Regions from separate parts of the Homo sapiens genome. Here region 1 is linked to region 2. A link is an interaction called in ENCODE POLR2A ChIA-PET data of the cell type or tissue named here. Cell type or tissue: HepG2. All regions are shown on one strand. Links, peaks and the distances in the headings refer to the core of each region. The heading gives the core; the rest is flanking DNA.

Evidence for each region. ChIA-PET counts read pairs that join two places held together with the same protein. Peaks named below come from ENCODE experiments on the same cell type or tissue, not always from the same donor. Only the 100,000 strongest peaks of a DNase experiment are listed, where the experiment ranks them.
Region 1: POLR2A ChIA-PET joins it to region 2 with 7 read pairs; 3 of 35 experiments call an interaction of 5 or more read pairs at or near these places.

What each region holds. Positions count from the first base shown.
Region 1 is chr22:37,103,796-37,114,288 of GRCh38, forward strand. TMPRSS6 (transmembrane serine protease 6) reads right to left here and starts at 5,918. Exons shown (of 18, transcript NM_001374504.1): 1 at 5,708-5,918. RefSeq lists an enhancer at 4,148-4,649. In HepG2, for the core only: no CTCF peak of the experiment used is centred there; DNase peaks (open chromatin) are centred at 4,366, 5,826 and 8,816; H3K4me3 peaks cover 636 bases.
Region 2 is chr22:37,027,115-37,037,607 of GRCh38, forward strand. MPST (mercaptopyruvate sulfurtransferase) reads left to right here. Exons shown (of 3, transcript NM_021126.8): 3 at 2,102-2,701. The coding sequence ends at 2,400. LOC112268295 (a long non-coding RNA gene) reads left to right here and starts at 4,935. Exons shown (of 2, transcript XR_002958751.1): 1 at 4,935-6,212; 2 at 7,445-8,399. RefSeq lists enhancers at 5,690-6,207, 6,300-6,965. In HepG2, for the core only: a CTCF peak has its summit at 3,919 (motif pointing right); DNase peaks (open chromatin) are centred at 4,987, 5,997, 6,717 and 7,217; H3K4me3 peaks cover 1,203 bases.

The sequences.
Region 1 (10,493 bases), core at 1,646-9,645, 77 kb after region 2:
CTCTTGCCCTCATTTCCCGTCCACGCAAGGAATGCTGTTTCTTGCTCCTGGTTCTGGTTCACGGAGCTTCCCACCACGCCCACACAGTCCATGCACTTAGCCCCCGCCCCAGAATCCCCTGAGCTGGCACTGCGCTGGGCCGGGGACCTGCCTTCCTTCACAGAGTACCGTCTCTCTCACCTTTCTGCTCTCAAAGTCTTGTGGCAGAGGAAGGGAACAAAAACTAATATTCATTTCGTGCCCTCATGAGACATCTCACACTTAATTTTCAGGTCACCCAGGGATGTGGAACCATTGTCCCATGTTTTCTTCCTCCAGCCCACACCACGTGGGTACTTCACCTGCTTTATCTCACTTAAACCTCCAGTTCTGCACCCATTGAACAGATAAGGAAACTGAGACCCAGAGTGTTCTAGCACTAACTCAGTCTAGGGCTTTTCCTAGCCCCATTTTCCCAGTGTGATTTGAATACCTGACATTCACTCCCAGACGCATTTTACAGATTAAAAAAACCCTGAAGCCCAGAGAGGCTAAGCCGCTTGCCCAAGATCACACAGCAGGGAAGTGGAGGTTGAGTCTAGATGTCTGACTCCCTGCTTTTTCCACGAATCTAAGATGCCTCCCATAAATGAGCTGTTAATTAACAAATCATGATTAAATAGCAACTGAATGTCGCCCCTCTCCACGCTCCAGGGTTCCAACTCTATTTTGAGACCCTTTCAAGCAAACATCCCAATGTATTTGGCCTTTGACGCAGGTTTCCCCACAGTACAGAGAAAGCCTTTGACCCACCCACCGGGAGAGCAAAGGCTCCAGACTACTGCGAAGTTCATCTCCTCTTACTATATCCATAAATACCGTGTAGCTTTAAAATGCACCCCAGGGCCGGGTGCCGTGGCTCACGCCTGTAATCCCAACACTTTGGGAGGCTGAGGTGAGTGGATCACCTGAGGTCAGGAGTTCGAGATCAGCCTGGCCAATATGGTGAAACCCTGTCACTATGAAAAATACAAAAATTAGCCGGCTGTGGTGGTGGGCACCTGTAATCCCAGCTACTCGGGAGGCTGAGGCAGGAGAATCACTTGAACCTGGTCAGGGGAGGTTGCAGTGAGCTGAGATCATGCCATTGTACTCCAGCCTGGGTGACAGAGCAAGACTCTGCTTGAGAAAAAAAAAAACATAAAAAAATAAATAAAATGCACCCCAGATGCAGGCGGGGCTTCCTTTGGGCTGTATCTTGGGATTTTACACAGCGGGTTTCCAAAAACGGGGCTCTTTAGTAATGCTCAAAGTCCTCCCAGGTGGATGTGAAGGGCCCTGGCCCTTCTCCCAGCTTCCTGGCTCCCTCCAGCTCCCCTTGGCATCGTTCCCAGCTAAGGGTCTTTGGTGTCAAGCCACAGTGACTCTGTTGAGCGGCCCCCATCAGATACAAGGAAGGGAGGGACTGCAGGGGACCCTCACTGGGCATGACATCCCCCTCCACAACTAAGCTAGGACATTCCTGCATGTGGAGTGGGCCCTACTGGCTTTTATGGGGCCAAGGCCAGGGAATGGTAAATGGTAAACGTCCGGCAACGGGTGGGACAGCCCCGCCCACTTCCTCAAATGTTCACAGCATCCCTAGTGAGAAACAGGCAAGAAACAGACCAGTAACAGGGTGCTGAGACTCTTGCATGAGGCCACATGGCAGGTTTGAGTCCCCAGCGCAGAGCTGCCTGTCTGTCCTGGGCTGGCCACCTCTGACTGAGGTGGCTGTCCTCAAAATCTGAGAAGGTTTGCTGGATTGGGAAGATCCCAGGTGATGGGTTGGCTCCTTGCCCTTCTTTCAGTCCCTCGTCCCCTCCCTCTGCCAGAGGAGGACACCATATTCCCGTCGCACCCCTTTTGTTTAAGGGACAGGATCTCACTCTGTCACCCAGGCTGGAGTATGGTAGCACGATCATAGCTCACCCCAGCCTCCAACTCCTGGGTTCGAGTGATCCTCCCACCTCAGCCTCCCAAGTAGCTGGGACTACAGGTGCACCAGCACACCTGGCTAATTTTATAGTTTTATTTTTTGTAGAGACCAGGTCTCAAACACCTGGCCTCAAGCGATCCCCTCACCTTGGCCTCCTGAAGTGTTGAGATTACAGATGTGAGCCACCATACCTGGCCCTGTTTTACTCTTGAGTCTGGATCACAAAGGAGCTATTTTGGGATGAGTCATAGAGCCATGGGGACTCGGGGGCATAGAGGTGGTAACAGGTGACATTTATTTCAATTGTCTCTGTTGCTTTATGTGCACTTTCTCATGTAAGCCTTACACAGATCCTGTGGGGACAGGTACTCTGATCACTCCTACTTTACAGATGGGAGAGTCAAGGCACAGAGAGGTTGAGCAGCTTGGCTAAGGTCACACAGCTGGTCAGCAGCACAGCCAGGCTGCAAAGTCAAGCAGATTGACTTCAGAGTGACGCCCTGATCACTGAGCCCTACTACCTCTCAGATAATCAGTGTAAAGAGAGGGAAACTGAGGCTCGGAGCAGGTCGTGGGTCCATTAGAGGAAGCCCGAAGAGGGGCAGCTCATGGTGGGGTGCTTGGTGGGCCTCCCCTCCCCTCTCATCCTCCAAGCCAGGCGTCCTTCTCTATGCAGATTTTGCCTCCCTCTAAATGCCCCTCGCATCCATCTGGGAGGACTTTGAGCAGCACAGAGAGGCTCATTTTCAGGACACCCTCTGTAAAAACCCAAGCCATGGTCCAAATGGCAGTAGTGGGAAATTAATTCCCCCGGGCTCATCATAACTTCCCACCCAAACCCCTGGGGCGGCCTCCTCACTAGGTCCCCTGCCTCCATTGCGTCTTCCAGCGCATCCTCCCTCCCCAGCTCAATCGCTCACCTGCTCAGGATCCTTTCACAGCTCCCAGCCACTTATCATCCAAACCCCTTGCTGCGACATCCAAGACCCTCCATGGCCAGGCTGCTGTCCACCCTCCTCGTGGCTATAACTTCCATCATGCACATGGTGCCCCAGGCCCACGAGACCCTGCCTTTGTGCAGCTGAGTCCCCCTGCCTGGACTGTGGGGAACTCTTACCAGGCGACCTGCCAGGCACTGGGTTCTGGGCCCCTGGCTAGTTAAGCTGCCCCCTCCCCTGGGCAGCCCTTGATCAGATCAAGAATATGCCTTGGCTTTGGGTCTTGCCTCTGTCCCCTACAGAACAGGCAGGGCCAGCATCTTGCTCACCTCTGGGGTTCCCCATGGAACGCCGCACAGCCCGTCACATGAGTGAAGGATCAGAAAGAATGAGTGAATGAAACTGCCAAGTCTCTAGGCCCCTGGTACAGGGCTTTCTATCTTGCTGCCTCCAGGAAGGAGGACTTGTGAGGCCTGGCACTGGGGCATGGACAATGGTGTGGGCCTGTGGGGTCCCAGGTTCAATGCTCAGTCACCCTATCTTTGTCTAGCACCTGCTTGGTGCCAGGCTCTGTGGTGGCGACAGGGTGGCACATGGTGACTCTAAGAGACCTCATTCCCATCCTCTTGGGTTTCCTGCCCAGCAGGAGGAGGGGCAGTGGACAGTTGTGAAGATGACGGTGCCACTCTTGTCTTTACTATCTTATAATACAACGGCTCCCCCATTCCCAGGGTCCAGCACCTTTGGAAAAGCCTGTGGCCCTACCTTCCAAATGCCCCCCAAAGCCAGCCCCTTCTTGGCCCCCCATGACTCCCACCATCATCCAGGCCACCGTCATCTGTCACCTCGACTCCTGCAATAGCCAATCACCCACCCCCCTACCCAGTGAGTTCTCACACAATGGCCACTGCGTGTTGTCACCATGTGCCCTGCCCACAAGCCTCGCACGGCTTCCATCCACCTAGAACACAGTCCCTAAAGACCCAGGGTCTCAGTTTTCCTGTCCTCTTTGCTGAATGGGAGGTTTGCTCCTTGCTGGGCCTGGGATGTTTTCCTTTCTGCTGGCCTCGTGGCTCCCTCCTTTACCTCCTCCAAAGGGTCAGATGTCACCTCTCCAGAGAGGCCTTCCCTGGGCACTCCCGTCTCTCCTGCATTTTTCTTTATAGCAATTACAGAGGCCTAAATTGCCTGATATGCAAATATGTCATTTATCTGCCTCCTCCCTGTCTGTAAGCTGCATGAGAGCAGAGTCTGGTACTCAGCGGACACTCAGTAATTGTTAAATGAATGAATGACAAGGTCCCAGCTCCTTCCTCCCTACAGAAGTCCAAGGTGCTGTGTGCATATGTGGCCTGGCCAACTTCTCCTGCCTCCTTTTTTCCCACCCTCTCTTTTCCCCGTCGCACCCCAAGGACACTGGACTTCCATTGGTGAGAAATTTTAACAATGGGATGGTAGCAAACATTTATGGATTAAGAGCAGCCAGCCGGCACCAAGAGCCCTCGTGGACCTTGAGCCCTGTCAGTGCTTGTTCACGGCCAGGCGTCCCCACACTCTTCCTTCTGCCTGGGCCCCCACCTCCCAACCTGGCCAGCTCTTATGCAGCCCCTGTCACCTCAGTTCAGACCTCACCTCTTCGCAGCTCTCCCAGAGTGCCCTAGAAGGGGCGGCTGCCCCTCGCGATGTGCAGCTTACCTGTGGGCACTCTCTCTTTGCCCCTCACATTGAACTCCTGGAAGCGGGGACTGTGCTCCAATTGCCACAGGGGCCTGAAGCAGTCCCCCAGCTCTGAGCACCATGGACCCCACCCTGGCACCTGCTCCTCACTCCCTCCTGCCCTTCTGGCCATTGGAGGGTCTCGGGTCTGCCTGCTGGAGGCTGAGCTCCTTGGGGCGGGGCCGCGACTCCCCCAGCAATGCAGATCCGGATTCAACCACTGCGTATGAACTCCTACCATGTGCCAGCCCTGTGCTGGGCAGTGCTGCAAACTCCACTGCAGCCTCCAACAGCCTGGGGTGCCTACTTTGCTGACTCTATTTAATGGCTGGGGAAACTGAGGTAGAGAGAGGTAACATGACTTACCCGAGGTCCCTCAGCCAGGGCAGAGCAGAGCAGAGCAGGGACTCTGGGCTAGGGCCATAGGGGCATCTTTCAGTGAAACCATTAGGCCCTAGAGTCCTGAGAGTGTGGGGGACTGGGTGGGGGTCCCTTCCACACATATAAACACACTCACAGACCCACAGATGTACACAGATGGAGACACGCGGAGGGATATACGCACATCTATTCATGACACAAAAATTCATAGATGCACGCCCTTCCTACACAGACACACACACGAACACACATACACATACATGCCAACTCTGAGCCTGTGAGCCCAGGGTCCTGGGCTTAAGTCAGTACATAGGTGCAATGTGGGGCTCCGGGCCTGTCTCCTACACCAGAAGGCCCAGGTGGGGTACCGGGTGTGGAGGGGGCAGCATGTCCAGTCCTGCGAGGCAGGGGTAGGGTGGCCTCTCCCTTCCTCCTGTCCCTGCCACCTGAATCCCAGGCCACCAACCACCCAGCACTGATGCTGTGCCTGTCCACACACCTGGTGTCACCCTGCGTGGTCCCTCCCCTCCCCAGCTCTGTGGGCCCCTCACCTTCTGCTCACTGATCACCCTCTGGCCGATGAGGCCCTGCAGGCCTGGCCTCGGAGCAGGGTAGGTGGCTCAGGCTGCAGGGAGCCAGGCCCAGCTCTTAGGGTGGACACTGTCACTAGGTCATTTATAGATCCCGGTCCCCTGTCCTGGAGGCCCCCGCTTACCTTTGGGAGCGGCAGATAGGTGCCGGGCCTGCACACAGGCCTCAGGAGCCTCTGTTTGTCCAGGCCAAGGCCTCCCCACCCCCACCCAGCCAGCCCAGGCTGGATCAATGGCCTAGAGCCATGACCAGGGTGTCTGGCCCTTGTCCCCTGTGGCCTGTGGCCTCAGGCTCCATGGAACTCCTCCTGCTGGGTCCTGGACAGCACTGTGACTAAGTACAGGTAAACAGGCAGGAGGTAGGAGAAGGCAGTGCCTGCCCCGCCCCATCTTCCCCCACCCCCGCATGGGCACCCCAGAGGCTGGCAGGCAGGTGCGGGAGATCTGAGCTCTCCCCCGAGGCCCGTTGCCTGGTGACATGCCTGCCTGGTTACAGCCCCTGGTCCCCGAGAGCATGAGGTAGGGACAGCCAAGGACTGGGGACTGTGCAGAGGCCGGTGCAGGTGAGTGCAGGGGCTCACAAGGGTGAGTCCAGGTGCTTACCTGGACAGGCGAGACTAAAGGAGCTGCTGGCCTGAGAGAGAGAAAAGGAGGCTGGGCCCATATACTCTGGGGACTGGAGAGGAGAAAGGGGAGGCAGGGGTGGGGTTTGATGCTATTTTCTGTTTAGCTGGGAATTATTTGAATTCCTACCTCGTTCTTTTTTTTTTTTTTTTTTTTTTTTAAGATGGAGTCTCACTCCGTCACCCAGGCTAGAGTGCAGTGGTGTGATTTCGGCTCACTGCAACCTCCGCCTCCCGGGTTCAAGCAATTCTCCTGCCTCAGCCTCCCAGGTAGCTGGGATTACAGCGCCCACCACCATGCCCGGCTAATTTTCATAATTTTAGAAGAGATGGGGTTTCACCATGTTAGCCAGGCTGGTCTCGAACTCCTGACCTCAAGTGATTCCACCCACCTCGACCTCCCAAAACGCTAGGATTACAGGCATGAGCGACCGCACGCAGCATGAATTCCTACCTGGTTCCGTAGCGCTGTGCTGTCCATGACGGTAGCCGCTGGTCACCCGTGGCTCTTGAGTCAGTCTGAACTGAGAAAAGCTGCACGGGGGAGACGCACACCAGGTTTCCAAGGCCAAGTGCAAACAGGATGTCAACCAACGCGATAACAATTTTTATATTGATTTTATGTTGAAATAACACTGGTGATCATGGGATAAATAAAATGTATTATTAAAAGCAATTTTCTTCTGGCTCTCTTGTTTTTTTTTTTTTCAGAGACAGGGTCTCATTAGGTTGCCAGGCTGGTCTGGAGCTCCTGGGCCCACATGATCCTCCTGCTTCAGCCTCCCAAGTAGCTGGGATTACAGGCGCGGGCCACCACACCCCTTGTTGCATGTGGATATTAGACAGGTTAAGTCACAAGTGTGACCTGCGTTGTTGTTCTATGGAACAGCGTTGCTGTGGAGATGGGTTTGAGCCATATGCGTGCCGAAGTGCCGGATGGGAGCCAGGGCTTTCTAGGGTGCGTGCAGGGCAGCGGGCGTCTGTCTCAGACAAGGCTGACTTTCAGCGAGTCTACATCCTGAGGCCAGAATGCGGGGTGCACGCCTGAGATGCTGTGTGCTGTGGGCATATGGGTCCCAGAGTGTGTGTGTAAGAGAGACAGTCTGGAATTTGTGTGTGTAGATTATGTATGTGTAGAATGTGCGTGTGTGTGTGTGTGTGTGTGTGTGGAGCGTAGGGATTGTGTGTGGGGTATAAGATTTGTGTGAGAGGTGTGTCTGTGAGGTTTGTATGGTGTGGGGTGGGGGGTGTGTGAAGTGTGTTGTGTGGGCATATGGACTGTGCATGTGTGTGCAGTGTGGGTGCTGGGAATGTGCAGTGTAAGGTGTGTGTGTCTTTGAGGTACGTATGGTGTGAGGTGTGTATGGAGCATGAGAGGTGTGTGCAGCTGTGTGTGTGTGTGTGTGCATGCTCACAGTATGTGTGGAATATGAGGCATGTGTTTAGTGTGAGGTGTGTGCATAGTGTGAGGTGTGTGTGTAGTGTAAGGTGTATGTAGTGTGAAGCATGTGTGGAGTGTGAAGCGTGTGTGTAGTGTGAGACGTGTGTGGAGTGTGAGGTGTGTGTGGAGCGTGAGGCATGTGTGGAGTGTGAGGCGTGTGAGTGGAGTGTGCAGCGGGTGTGAAGTGTGAGATGCTTATGGATTGGCTGGGATGGGACAGGGCCCCGCGCCCGGGCTTTGCCGTGACCGCCGGTTTTCAGCCCTACCTGGCTCCCTTTTAGTTGTAGGAACCTGGGCAGATTCCCTGACTTCTGAGCGGTGCTTCTTCCATCTGTCGAATGAAAAAAATTCGCCCCTTCTTGATGAACGGGAAACAACGTGTGCGAAGGCCCAGCACTGTGGGGGGCGCCGAGAGCGGGTTTCTCCTCTTCTCATGGTGACACGCTGGTGTGTCGGGGCCAGGTGTGCCTGTGCACTGAAGTCCAGGCAATGACAGGTGGCATGTGTGTGGTGCCTACCTGTGTGGCCCCTCACGCATGTCTCAAGCACGTAGATGCCCCATGCTCTCTGGCGTGTGCTCCCTAAGGGGGCCTGTAGCAGTAGGCAGGTACCTCCCTGACATGTGCGTGGGGGGCACCCCTGTGTCCTAAGGTGTGAAGGCCCCTGCCCATGGGGGCTGGGCATGAGCTCAGTACAGCACCATCTCCAGGCAGAGCCAGGGCTGGGCCAGGGCAGGAGGGCGCACTGTCAGGCTGGTTAGGATTCTGGGTTAGGGGGTACCTTCCCTCACCTTCTCCTGTGGCCCTCCCCAGAGTCCTGGCCCCTGCCCATGGGCCTGACCCTGACCCTGAGACCGAACACCATAGCCCTGCCCACTGTCCCTCGTCCCAGCCCCAACAACTCTGCCTCCTCCCCATAAACTCCCCTCTTCCCAGGCCCTGGGCCCCACCTTGCAAACTTCCTGAGGGACAGATGCTTGAGACAGAGCAGGGATAGTGTGTTTGTGTAGGGGGTGAAGACACCCCGATCCTAGCCTCTGTACCCCATCCTGTCCTTTGGAAGGTCAAAAGGCCCAGGCCCCCAGCCCAGGCTGCTAGCCCGACAGTCTGAAAAGCCGATCTTGCACAATCGACGTCCTCTAGACCTGGCGGCCACCTGGCCATCGATCCGACATGGCCTGGGGGGAGGGGCTGGCAATAAGCAAGCAGCAGCAAAATGCTGAGAGAGGTGTTTGAAAGCACAGACGTGGCTGGGTGCAGTGGCTTACCCCCACACCTGTAATCCCAGCACTTTGGGACGCCAAGGAGGGAGGATCCCTTCAGCCCAGGAGTTTGAGACCAGCCTAGTCAACATAGTGAGACCCTGTTTGTACAAAAAAAAATTTTTTTTAATTAGCTGGGCATAGTGGTGCACACCTGCAGATCCCACTACTAGGGAGGCTGAGGTGGGAGGATCACTTGAGCCCTGGAGTTGGAGGCTGTAGTGAGCCATAACTGTGCTGCTGCACTCCAGCCTGGGTGACAGAGCAAGACCCTGTCTTGAAAAGAAAGAGAAAAGGAGAGGAAAGAAGAGAAGAGAAAAGCACAGACAAGGGTCCCAGAAAGCCGTGGGGGTAGGGGACAGCCTGCCAAGGAGTCAGGGATTTCCTCTGTCAACAAGGGACACTCTTGTCCTCGCAGCAAAGAGACACGTTCACATAGATGGAACGGAAGCCTTGTTGCTCTGGGAATCTGCATTCCTAACACTGAGCCTCAGCCTCCTTGGTCCCCAAGGAAAAAGAAGCCTCCGGGAGGCCTGGTGAGGGGATGAGGGGAGGCTTGAAGGCTGGGCATGGTGGGGGCCGGACAGCGAGGAACACAGGCCTGACCCAGCAGGACAGGGCAGAGCAGGCCTCGGTGTGCCCACCACACTCAGGTGACCAAGATCCAGCGGGGTGCTGGAGAGTGGGCAGACCCAGCCAAAATCCCAGTCCCTCCACGTGTTGGTGACCCACAAGATGTCCCCAAGCTACCACTTCATGGCCTACGGATGGTGGGTGATAAAGCTGGTTGTTGTAGGCCAAAAAAAAAAAAAAAATGTAGGGTGGGCTCCTCGTCCGTATGATTGGTGTCCTTATCCAAAAGGGAAATATAGAGACAGAGACGCACGCCTACAGAGGGAATGCCGTGAAGGTAAAGGCAGAGAACGTGGCATTGCTTCTATAAGCCAAGGAACCCCACTGATTGCCAGCAAGACATCAGACGCCAAGAGAGAAGCCTGGAACACTCTTCCTCATACCTTCAGAAGGAACCAAGCCGGCCGACACCTGGATCTTGGACTCCAGCCCCCAGAACTGTGAGACACATTTCTGTCGTTCAAGCCCTTCAGGTGTGGGGTCATGTGAAGGCAGCCCTAGCCAACGAATACAATGCCCATTGCACTAGTATTAGGTAAATGCTATGCAAAGCCTGTTCCTGTGTCTAGCTTCCTCCCGGGCTCCTGCGAACAGCAGGCGCTCACTCATTGTCCACTGAAGAGACTGAAGAGCCAAGATATCTGTATTTTTATCAGGAGCCTTCAGGCCATGTGATGCCTTAAGCCATGGAGTGGACGCTCAGGCAGAGCGGAATTGGGGGTAACCTTGTCTGAGCTCAGAGAAAGCCCTAGAAGCAAGAACACAACAACCCAGCTCTTATACACAAACCCCCAAGTCACAGCACTTGTTCTCCGAAATTTTCCAGTTTGGGGTCTACTTGTTTCTTTCCCTATTCTCCCCACCCCCTTTTGACTGTGAGTCCCATGAAGATTTCTCAATCTTGCAAGTTGTCGGTCCCACTCCCTCAACACTCTTAGCCTAGAACAGTGCCT
Region 2 (10,493 bases), core at 1,108-9,107:
GCTAATGTTTGTATTATTAGTAGAGACGGGGTTTCTCCATGTTGGTCAGGCTGGTCTCGAACTCCCAACCTCAGGTAATCTGCCCCCCTCGGCCTCCCAAAGTGCTGGGATTACAGGCGTGAGCCACCGTGCCCAGCCCAAGCGTTAGTTGTGAAGGTTTATTTTGTTGCAAATCCCAGTCCTGCATGAAAATGGGAATGTTAGTAACCCCTGCCTCAAGGTGGGGCAGTGAAAACAAAAAACACCCTGGGAGTCTGCAGAGGTGTGGGCCTTTCCCATCCCATTCTTTCTGCTACAATCAAAATGATCGTTTAAAAATGGAAATCTAGGTTGGGCAAGGTAACTCCTACCTATAATCCTCACACTTTGGAAGGCTGAGGTGGGAGGATCCCTTGAGCCCAGGAGTTCAAGACCATCCTGGACATGATGGCAAGCCCCTTCTCAATAAAAAAAATTAAAAGTAACAGTAAAAAAGTAAACGCAGAAGCCTGAGTTCCCCCTGCAGTCAGGTCAAAGCCCCCAAGTCTTACTCCAGGCCTGCTAAGGCGTTCCCATCCCCTTCAGCTTCCCCTTTGGGCCTCTGGCTTCTCACTGTCTGGGCTTTCGTGACAATGACCTTTAACCCCTCCGGGCAACAGGTGGTTCCCTCGCCTTTCAGATTCCCTCTGCCTGGGATGCTCTAGGCCTCCATCCACCCAGACCCCTTTATGTGACTGAATCCTACTCATCCTTCGGGGCATTCTCAGAGAAACTTCCTCCACCCACTGAGCCCCCAGCCAGTGTGGCGTGAAGGTGGGAAGCATAGACTTGCCTGGGTTTACTCCTCCCTGCCCTCTGCTAGCTTGCACAAGCTAGTCTTTGTACTTCATTCTCTTCATCTTTACAAAAGAGAGGATAATAATTTCTTTCCCAGAGAATTTTGGGGTGGATTCAAGGAGAAAGTATAGCTGACCGTCTCCAAACAGTGCCTGGCAGAAAGTAAGCATTCAATAACATCAGCTATTGGCCAGGCAAGGTGGCTTACTCCTATATTCCCAGCACTTTGGGAAGCTGAGGCAGAAGGATTACTTGAGGCCAGGAATTCAAGACCATCCTGAGCCACATACTGAGACCCCATGTCTATAAAAACCAAATTAGGCCAGGCGTGGTGGTTCACACCTGTAATCCCAGCACTTTGGGAGGCCAAGGCAGGTGGATCATCTGAGGTCAGGAGTTCGAGACCACCCTGGCCAATATGGTGAAACCCCGTCTCTACTAAAAATACAAAAATTAGCCAGGTGTGATGGGTGCCTGTAATCCCAGCTACTCAGGAGGCTGAGGCAGGAGAATCACTTGAACCCAGGAGGTGGAGGTTGCAGTAAGCCAAGATCATGCCACTGCACTCCAGCCTGGGCAACAAGAGCAAAACTCCATCTCAAAAAAAAAAAAAAGAACAAAAAAAGGAAATTAGCTGAGCATGGTGGCATGTGCCTGTAGTAGTCCCAGCCCCTCGGGGGGAAGCTGAGGCAGGAGGATTGCTTGAGCCCAGGAGGTTGAGGCTGCAGTGAGCCTTGATCATGCCACTGCACTTCAGCCTGGGCAACAGAATGAGACCCTGTCTCAGTAATAATAATATCAGCTATTGCTGTTACTGGCGTTATTTTTTTTTTACATGCCCCAGGCCACCCAGTAGGGCACTTTTGGAACACCCATTATGCTTGTAATTATTCAGTTGCCTGTCTGCCCTGCCAGATTAAAGCTCCTTGCCTGCAGGTACTGCACGTTCTAGCTAGGCAGGGGTCTTGTTTATTGCTTTGCTGTCCCTAGGGTGCATAGTCAGGAAACCTTGGGGCCCAGTTCTTAGGTTCAAAGTTCAGTCAGCAATTTGCTAGATGTGTTAGCCTCAGGTGGTACTTAACCTCAGCATCACCGTGTATAAAATGGGGGCTCCTCTAAACAGTGCTCAGGTTTTATGGTTGTGAGAATTAAATGAGATGGTGGATATAAAGGATTTAGCACCATGCTTGCATGGGATGCTCTCAATATCTCGAGCACCACAAATACGAGGTACCATTCATAGCATCCTTCTATTTGTCCCCTCCTCCCTGCTCCCCTGCTGTAGGCATTGAACCTGGCCACATCCCAGGTACCGTGAACATCCCCTTCACAGACTTCCTGAGCCAGGAGGGGCTGGAGAAGAGCCCTGAGGAGATCCGCCATCTGTTCCAGGAGAAGAAAGTGGACCTGTCTAAGCCACTGGTGGCCACGTGTGGCTCTGGCGTCACAGCCTGCCACGTGGCACTAGGGGCCTACCTCTGCGGCAAGCCAGACGTGCCCATCTACGATGGCTCCTGGGTGGAGTGGTACATGCGCGCCCGGCCCGAGGATGTCATCTCAGAGGGCCGGGGGAAGACCCACTGAAGCTGGGCAGGACACAGGCGAGCTCAGGTGATGCCGGCCACCAGCAATGCCTGGCCTGGTAGCTCCGCTTCTGCTTTCACCAAGAGAGTGTTTCTTCACTCAACTCAGGTGGCATTTGGGGTGACATCTCAAAGGCCAGGAATTCCGTTGACTTGTTGGCTGCCAGTAGGGGCGGGAGGAAAGGCGGAGGCGAGCCCTGGAGGAGGGAGGCCACAACTCCGAGCTGCCCACCTGGTGCTGAGCTGGGGCCCCGCCTCCTTTCTGTTTTATTTTTGAGGAAATAAAATAACCAAGTGCTAAATCTTGTAGCTCTGGGGCTGCCTCGGTTTTCCTAAGGAGCCAGGGGTTCTGTCATGCCCAGCAAAGGTCACTCTGGGGAGCCTGAGGGTCTTGGAGATCCTGTCTCTGCCTTCCAAGCAGTGCTGGGGCCCCAGAGCTCCCCACTTCTGTGACTGAGCTAGCCCCTAGCAAGCTGTCCCTCACCCCATAATCCTGGGCGTTCTCCCTTCTGGCATCTGGGCTATTTAAGGTGAATTTTGCTGTGACATGTCTGTGGTCCCACCCAAAGCTACTCTCCCACCACCTGCCCTTCTAGCAGGTAAATAGTACATCTCATTTCCAGAAGAAGATGGGGCCAGAGCTTAACAGAAGCCTGTGCCATGCCAAGGAGGAATGTCCCAGCCCAGCTGGGATGTTCTAGGGAAGGGCTAAGCTGAGCTGAATTGGAGGAGAACCTGGCTCTAAACTCTGGAAGCTCACACTTGGGGGCTGGTCTGTGGAATTCCCGGAGTGGGTGGACCCAGGGAGTTTGATTCTTTCTGCTCAAAGAGAACATCTCTCCCCATTTCCCAAGGGTAGGGGTTCCATCCTCCTTGCCCGGGATTTATCCTTTGTGCAGAGGTGGACGTAGGTGTCTGAGAAGGCCCCAAACTCCCCCCTGCCCATCACGACCTGGATTGCCCCTCCCCGTCTTTCCAGCCCTCAGGCACCATCTCAGCAGCGCAGGGGCAGTGTCCTGCCAGGCGGTACTGGGGAGAGCTCGAAGTTATCTTATTGGCCCTTCCTTTGGAAACGAGACCAGAGAGGGGCAGTGACTTACCAAGGCCACACTGAATTTATGAAGAGCCAGGGCCAGATCCAGATTCCCTGACTCAGTTTATTCCTCTTTTCACCTGACTGTATCCCCTCAACTTCCCCCTGATGCTGAGTCATTTCCCAAGTCCGCAGGGACGGGAGAAATCGACACAGCCTAGAATCTTGGTTTTCCAAGTAAGAGCTCTAAAGTAACTCCCAACCTCTCGGAGCCTCAGTTTCCTCCCCTAAAACATGGGAATCGTGTACTTCCGAAGAAGAAACTCAGATGAGAGCCCTTCCAAGAGTCCACTGCAGAGTCCCCGTTTTCCACACCGGGGGTTCTCAGCCTCAGTGCTGCTGACATTTACACTGAATGATTCCTTGTCATGGGGGCCGTCCTGTGTGCTGGGGGATGCTTGGCCGCGTTTCTGGCCTCTGCCCACTAGATGCCAGTAACACTGCCCAGTTATGACAACTGAAAGTCTCCAGATGTGGCCGGATGTCCCCTGGGGGGCAAAAATCACCCCCAGTCAAGAACCACTGCCCTAGGGGCAAATAACACAATTGACCACTGCAGTCAGGAACAGTGTAGACAGGGAACCCCAACATGGAGGGGCTCCCCGACTCCCCATCATAAGCACCTTCTCCCAGAAGTGGAAGTGAGGCAGTTTAGACACTCCCCCCTTTCTGGCCGGTCTCAGACAAGCTTTAGTTTTCCTTCCTGGAATGGCTCTGCCACTTTGAGGAGACAAGTTTGTCTGCAAACATGTGAGGTTCTGATCCAGCTTCCAGTCCCAACCACTCCACACAAGGCAGCCTGACCTCGAACATGCTGCCCAGCCTCTGCAGGCTTCCGTTTCTTTTTTCCCCCCCACCCCGAGATAAGAGTCTTGCTCTGTTGCGCGGGCTGGAGTGCAATGGCACGATCTCGGCTCCCTGAAACCTCTGCCTCGCGGGTTCAAGCGATTCTCCTACCTCAGCCTCCTGAGTAGCTGGGATTACAGGCACTCACCATCACGCCCGGCTAATTTTTGTATTTTTAGTAGAGACAGGGTTTCACCATGTTGGCCAGGCTGGTCTCAAACTCCTGCCCTCGTGATCCACCTTCCTCGGCCTCCCAAAGTGTTGGGATTACAGGCGTGAGCCACAGCGCCCAGACCCGTTTCTTCACCTGTAAAACGGGCAAAATAGTACCTTCCTGGCCAGCACGGTGGCTCACGCCTGTAACCTCAACACTTTGGGAGGCATAGGTGGGAGGATCACTTGAACTCAGGAGTTCAAGACCAGCCTGGACAACATAGTGAGACCTCATCTGTAGGCAAAAATAAGAAAAAAGATGAGCCGGGCAGAGTGGCATGTGCCTGTAGTCACAGCTACTTGGGAGGCTGAAGTGCAAAGATCGCTTGAGCCTGGGAGGTCAAGGCTGCAGTGAGCTGTGATGACACCACCGCACTCCAGCCTGGGAAACAGAGCAAGATCGTATCTCAAAAAAAGAAGTACCTTCCTGAGCAGTATGAGGATTACATGAGATAATCCACAGAAACTGTTTTGCTTGGTGCAGAGTAAACACCAAGGGTTTCTTCCCATTAGTTTTAAAGGAGTTTTACTTATTCAGCATGTTAAGTGCCTTCTGCACTTCCGGCATTGGAGGAGAGAGAGTGACAAATAGAATTGTGTCCCAGCCCTCTCAAAGCTTCCAAACTAGGGAGGAGAAACTAGTCTTTTAGAGTACATTTCCAGAGAGAAGGGGGTGCTGTGAAATGATCTATTTCACAACAGACTAATTTTACAGGTGGGAAAACAAGCTCAGAGAGGTTCAGTGATTTGCCTCAGGGCACACAGCTAGTTTGCTAGAGGAACCTAACTGGAGTTAGAATTCTCCAGGGGAGGAGTTTCTCCAGCGGATCTTGCCTGCCATGGTTTTCCAGATTCCAGGATCAAGGTGAGAACAGAAACGCATGAGAAGCTCAGGGAAGATGGCCACGTGTTTCTCAGCTCCACAGGGAAACCTTGAGCAGTGGAATTTAACCAATGGGTTTGGGTTAGGCGCCCTTCCCCTACCCTAGTCCAACCTGCAGCAAGGAAACCAAGGCTGATTCCAGCCCGGGCTTTTTTCTCCTGGGAAGGTCCTCCTTGGGTCTGGACAGGCTCGGAGGTGACCTGCCTAGAGGTGGGCGATCTAGCCGCACCTTTCTAGGACTACAGAGCTTCAGTTTAACTTTGCAGGAGTTTGTTAGGAATGAACTAGACACGCACCCTCCGCCCAGCTCCGTCCCGCCTCCTGCAAGCCTGAACTCTTAGAATAATTAACCACTGACTGCAGGATCCTGGCCTCTGCCAGGGCCCGCCCTACCCAACCTGTGTGTTCGAGGCAGGAACTTGCAACACTGAGCAACAAGAATGATGAAATTTTTATCCACTTGGCAAATATTTGCTCGGCGCCCCCTCTGTGTCAGGAACAGTTGGAAATGCGTTTCCCAACCTTGCCTAACCAGCTGCCCTGGAATGTTTTCCACTTCCTGGGTCATTGCCTCCAGAGATCAAAGCCCCCATCCACACAGTGGGCTGAATATGGATCCATGCAGCGATCTGGTCCTGGTGCTGTGGAATCAGCTTTGCACAAGGCCCCAGAAGGTCTGCGTTCCAGAGCCTTCCTGTTGGGGCCTCAGTCTTCTCATCTGAAAAATGGGAGCAAACTCAGTTCTGCCATGCCCAGTGTGGGTGTGATGTCACATCAGGTAAGGCTCAAAATGAAGTCAGGTGTCACACCTACTGGAATAACCTCAGCTCTATAAGCACAATGGAGCTTTATTATCCTTAACTCATGGAGGATGAATCACTTGGGGGAAGATGAAATGTTGAAATATTCAGGTTAACGGAAAGTGTTATTTTAAGCACCTAAATTTTTTGCCTATTAACCTACTAGGGGTGGAACTTGGTAGGCTGATCTTGCCTGAACTTCTGGGGGCTTTGTTTGATCCCTTGATTGCACAGCGATACCTGCAGGGGCTCCTTGCCCCTCAACTGTCAGGATGTTGAGGTCTTCAGGTCCTCGATACTGAATCCTAGCTGACTGCCCTTCTGGTTTCCCGTCTGTGTTCTCTGGAGTCTCCCTCGGCCTGCTTCGAGGCGGGCCCGCTCTCTAGATAATGCTGCCATTCGGATGGTTTCAACGACTGTGCTGAGCCAGTGACTCTGGAATCGGGGCCTCCCGCAACTCGATTCCTCCTGAACTCAGATCCCTGAGTCATGGCCTCCCAGCCCCAAGCCTGCTCCTCCACCTGTGTCCCCTGTCTCAGTGTGCACGGTCACCACTTGTGGGTCACCCAGGCCCACACCTGGCAGCAAGTGATCTGAGACTCTGTCCCACTTACCTACAGCCGGTCAGACCTCCACCTCTACTCCCATTGCCTTTGTCCAAGTCCCCCACTCAGCCCGCACCCAGCACTCAGCCTGTCTCCTCCATTCATTCCAGGGTACTTCCTAGGGACAGGCCCTGTGGCAGGATCTGGGGGCATGGAGGATAAAGACCAGCCCTGAGAGGGGGCATTCGCCCCATGGGGAGGGACAGACATGGATCCTGGCAACAGCGTGGCGAGGAGTATCTGAGAAGTGGAAACACAGAGAACCGCCATGGGTTGGGGGGCTGGTTCTGGGTCTGAGAGGCACCTCCACACCCACGCATAGTCCCTTTTATGAATTCCCTGGACTGTGCCCTCTTGCTCCAGGGAGAGCTGCAGCAGGGGACGGTTCAAAGGGCAGCCTCCGGAGCACCCTGACCTCCAACTCCCTGGCCGTGAGTGTGGGCAGAGGGGCCTGGATTTCCTCATCTGAGACGTGGCAATAATCCACTTTATAGGATTGCTGTGAGGATGAAGTGATTTGGTTCATACATAGCACTGAGAGCAGAAGCTGACCTCATAAGCACCAAATCCACGGGCTTGTTTGTTTGTTTGTTGTTTGTTTTAAGATGGAGTCTCGCTCTGTCACCCAGGCTGAAGTGCAATGGCAAGATCTCAGCTCACTGCAACCTCCACCTCCCAGTTTCAAGCGATTCTTGTGCCTCAGCCTCTGGAGTAGCTGGGATTACAGGTGCCCACCACCACACCTGGCTGATTTTTGTATTTTTAGTAGAGACGGGGTTTCACCATGTTGGTCAGGCTGGTCTCAAACTCCTGACCTCAAGTGTTCTGCCTGCCTTGGCCTCTCAAAGTGCTGGGATTACAGGCCTGAGCCACTGTGCCCGACCACCATGTTGTATTGTTACTGTTACTGCTCTCCTGTCCTGCACCTGCCCTGCCTGCCTCCCTTGGCTGGGCTGTAAAACCTTGAGGGGTAACGTATCTTATTCATGTTTCTTGTCCTGGTACCAGCACAGCAACTGACATGGATGGGGGGTTAGGGGCTCAGAAAGCATTGCCCTAAAATATGGCGCTCTGACATGAAGCAGCCTCAAGGTCTATCTGACCTCCCTGCCTCCTTCTCTGAATCCTCTGTCTCTCTCAAAGTGCAGGATGACGCTGTTCTCTGAAGTTTCTTTATCTGCCTAGAAACGGGACCTGCCAAAGGGGAACACAATTACCTTCCCTGGAATATCATTAGCTAGAGGTTAAAACTCATATCCTAGAGGATATGAGACTGAACATTAAACACCACACCTACAGCCCAGATAAACTTCATCCCAAACCATTATCTGCTCTCTTTCCCTTTCAATGTCCAAAGAAATTATTAATTATCATCTGGACGCTGGACTCATTCATTTCCCCCCTAAAAACCATTGACTGTCCTTCAAATTGCCACGTGTCCCCCATCTCTCCTTCCCCCGTGAAGAAGGGCGCATGCACCTGTACCCCACTGGGTTATTGGGTAACTTCTGTGATTCCCTCATGCTCTGCACGTTGAAATAAATTTTGTCTTTTCTCCAATTAATCTTCCTTTTGTCTGTTGATTTTCAGCGAGCCTTCACGAGGAGAAAGGGAAGCTTTCCCTTTGTCTCTGCAGGGGCCAATGAATGTTTAATATTACACAAGTACACTCTCAGGGCTGAGAGGCACCTTAATAACCCCTCCTGTTTACTGTTTCCATGTGCCAGAGAGGATGCTAAGTGCTTTGCCTCCATTTACTCTAACCACTCCGAGAAACAGGTGTTATTATCCTCCATAAGTCAGGTGATTGAGGTCAGGAGTTCGTGACAGCCTGGCCAACATAGTCAAACCCCGTCTCTACTAAAAATACAAAACATTAGCTGGACGTGGTGGTGGGTGCCTGTAATCCCAGCTATTTGGGAGGCTGAGGTAGGAGAATCACTTGAACCCAGGAGGCGGAGGTTGCAGTGAGCTGGGATCGCGCCACTGCACTCCAGCCTGGGCAACTTTGCCTCAAAAAAAAAAAAAAAAAAAAAAAGTCAAGTGACTTGCCCAAGATGACAGGAGAGGTTAGATCTGGGGCTGGGCTCTGAATCCTAGACAGAATGACCACAAGGCTTTTGTCCACTACAAGACAGAATTGGGGAGGGGATCACAGAAGAGGGAGCAGGCTTCTCTCTGGGTGGGGAGGTGTCATACACCCCTTAAAACACATAGGTGTGTATGCACACGCACACAAACACATGCACGTTCACACCTTTGTACACAAGTGAGGAACAGGGCAACCAAAGGCTAATTTACTTGTCTGGCTAGCTGTGTGCTCTTTGATATGTTTCTCCGGGACTTTTTTTTTTTTTTTTTTGAGACGGAGTCTAGCTCTATCACCAGACTGGAGTGCGGTGGCACAATCTCAGCTCACTGCAACCTCCACCTCCCGGGTTCAAGTGATTCTCCTGCCTCAGCCTGCCGAGTAGCTGGGACCACAGGCACCTGCCACTACGCCCAGCTAATTTTTGAATTTTCAGTAGAGACGGGGTTTCACCATGTGGGCCAGGATGGTCTCGATCTCTTGACCTTGTGATCCACCTGCCTCAGCCTCCCAAAGTGCTGGGATTACAGGTGTGAGCCACCGCGCCTGACCTCTCCAGAACTTTTTTTTTTTTTATGCTGCCTGATTGACTTCAAAGTAAAAGCAAGGACAGGCACGGTGGCTCATGCTTGTAATCACAGCACTTTGGGAGTCCCGGGCAGGAGGATTGCTTGAGGCCAGGAATTTGAGATCAGCCTGGGCAACAAGTGAAGACCCTGTCTCTTCAAAAACATAGATTAGCTGGGCATGGTGGTTGCACACCTGTCGTCCAAACTACTCAGGAGGCTGAAGCAGGAGGATCACTTGAGCCCAGGAGAAGTTCAAGGCTGCAGTGAGCCATGACTGCATCCCTGCACTCTAGCCTGGGCAACACAGCAAGATCCTGTCTCTAAAAACAAACAAATAAAAAGAAAATAAAAACAAGAAAGCATGTGAATATGAATTTTATTCACTTCAGCTTATTCCTTTTCTTGAGGTGCCTTTCTCACCTTCTGCAAAGTGGCAGGTAAATGCCCCTCCTGTAACCTGCAGAAAGCGAATTAGGGGAGAAATTCAGTACCAGGCTGTGCTTGCTTTTCCAATGACTGGAGCTACACATGCAGCTCCGGAAGTGGGAATAAGGAGCTGTGCATCATTCTAGGTAGGAGAGATGCATGATGGGCAGGGACAGGCAGAAACCACTAGAGACAAGAGCCGCTGTGGGCTGGCTGGGAGCTCCGGGCCAGGAGGAGCATCTGTAAGAGCAGAGCAGAGCCGCCGAGGGTGGTATGGGTCCTTCGGTGTGCCCACCCTCATGTTACCTGCTTGTTCACCACGCCCCTGGCTCTGAGACATTTCTGGCTGCCTGGTTGCCCTTCCTCAGCCCTGTACTCATGTCTAGCCTCTGCCATCTTGACTCAATGACCCTTGGCATGCCCCATTGAAGTGTCTGCTCTGGCCTTGCCAGCTCCCACCTGGATTGGCACATCAGCCTCCCAAACCCTCCCAAGCTATCCTCTTCCTCCTTATCTATTGTGTGGGCCATGCCAAGAGCCAGGCTGAAGCAGGCAGCGGGGAAAAGAGAA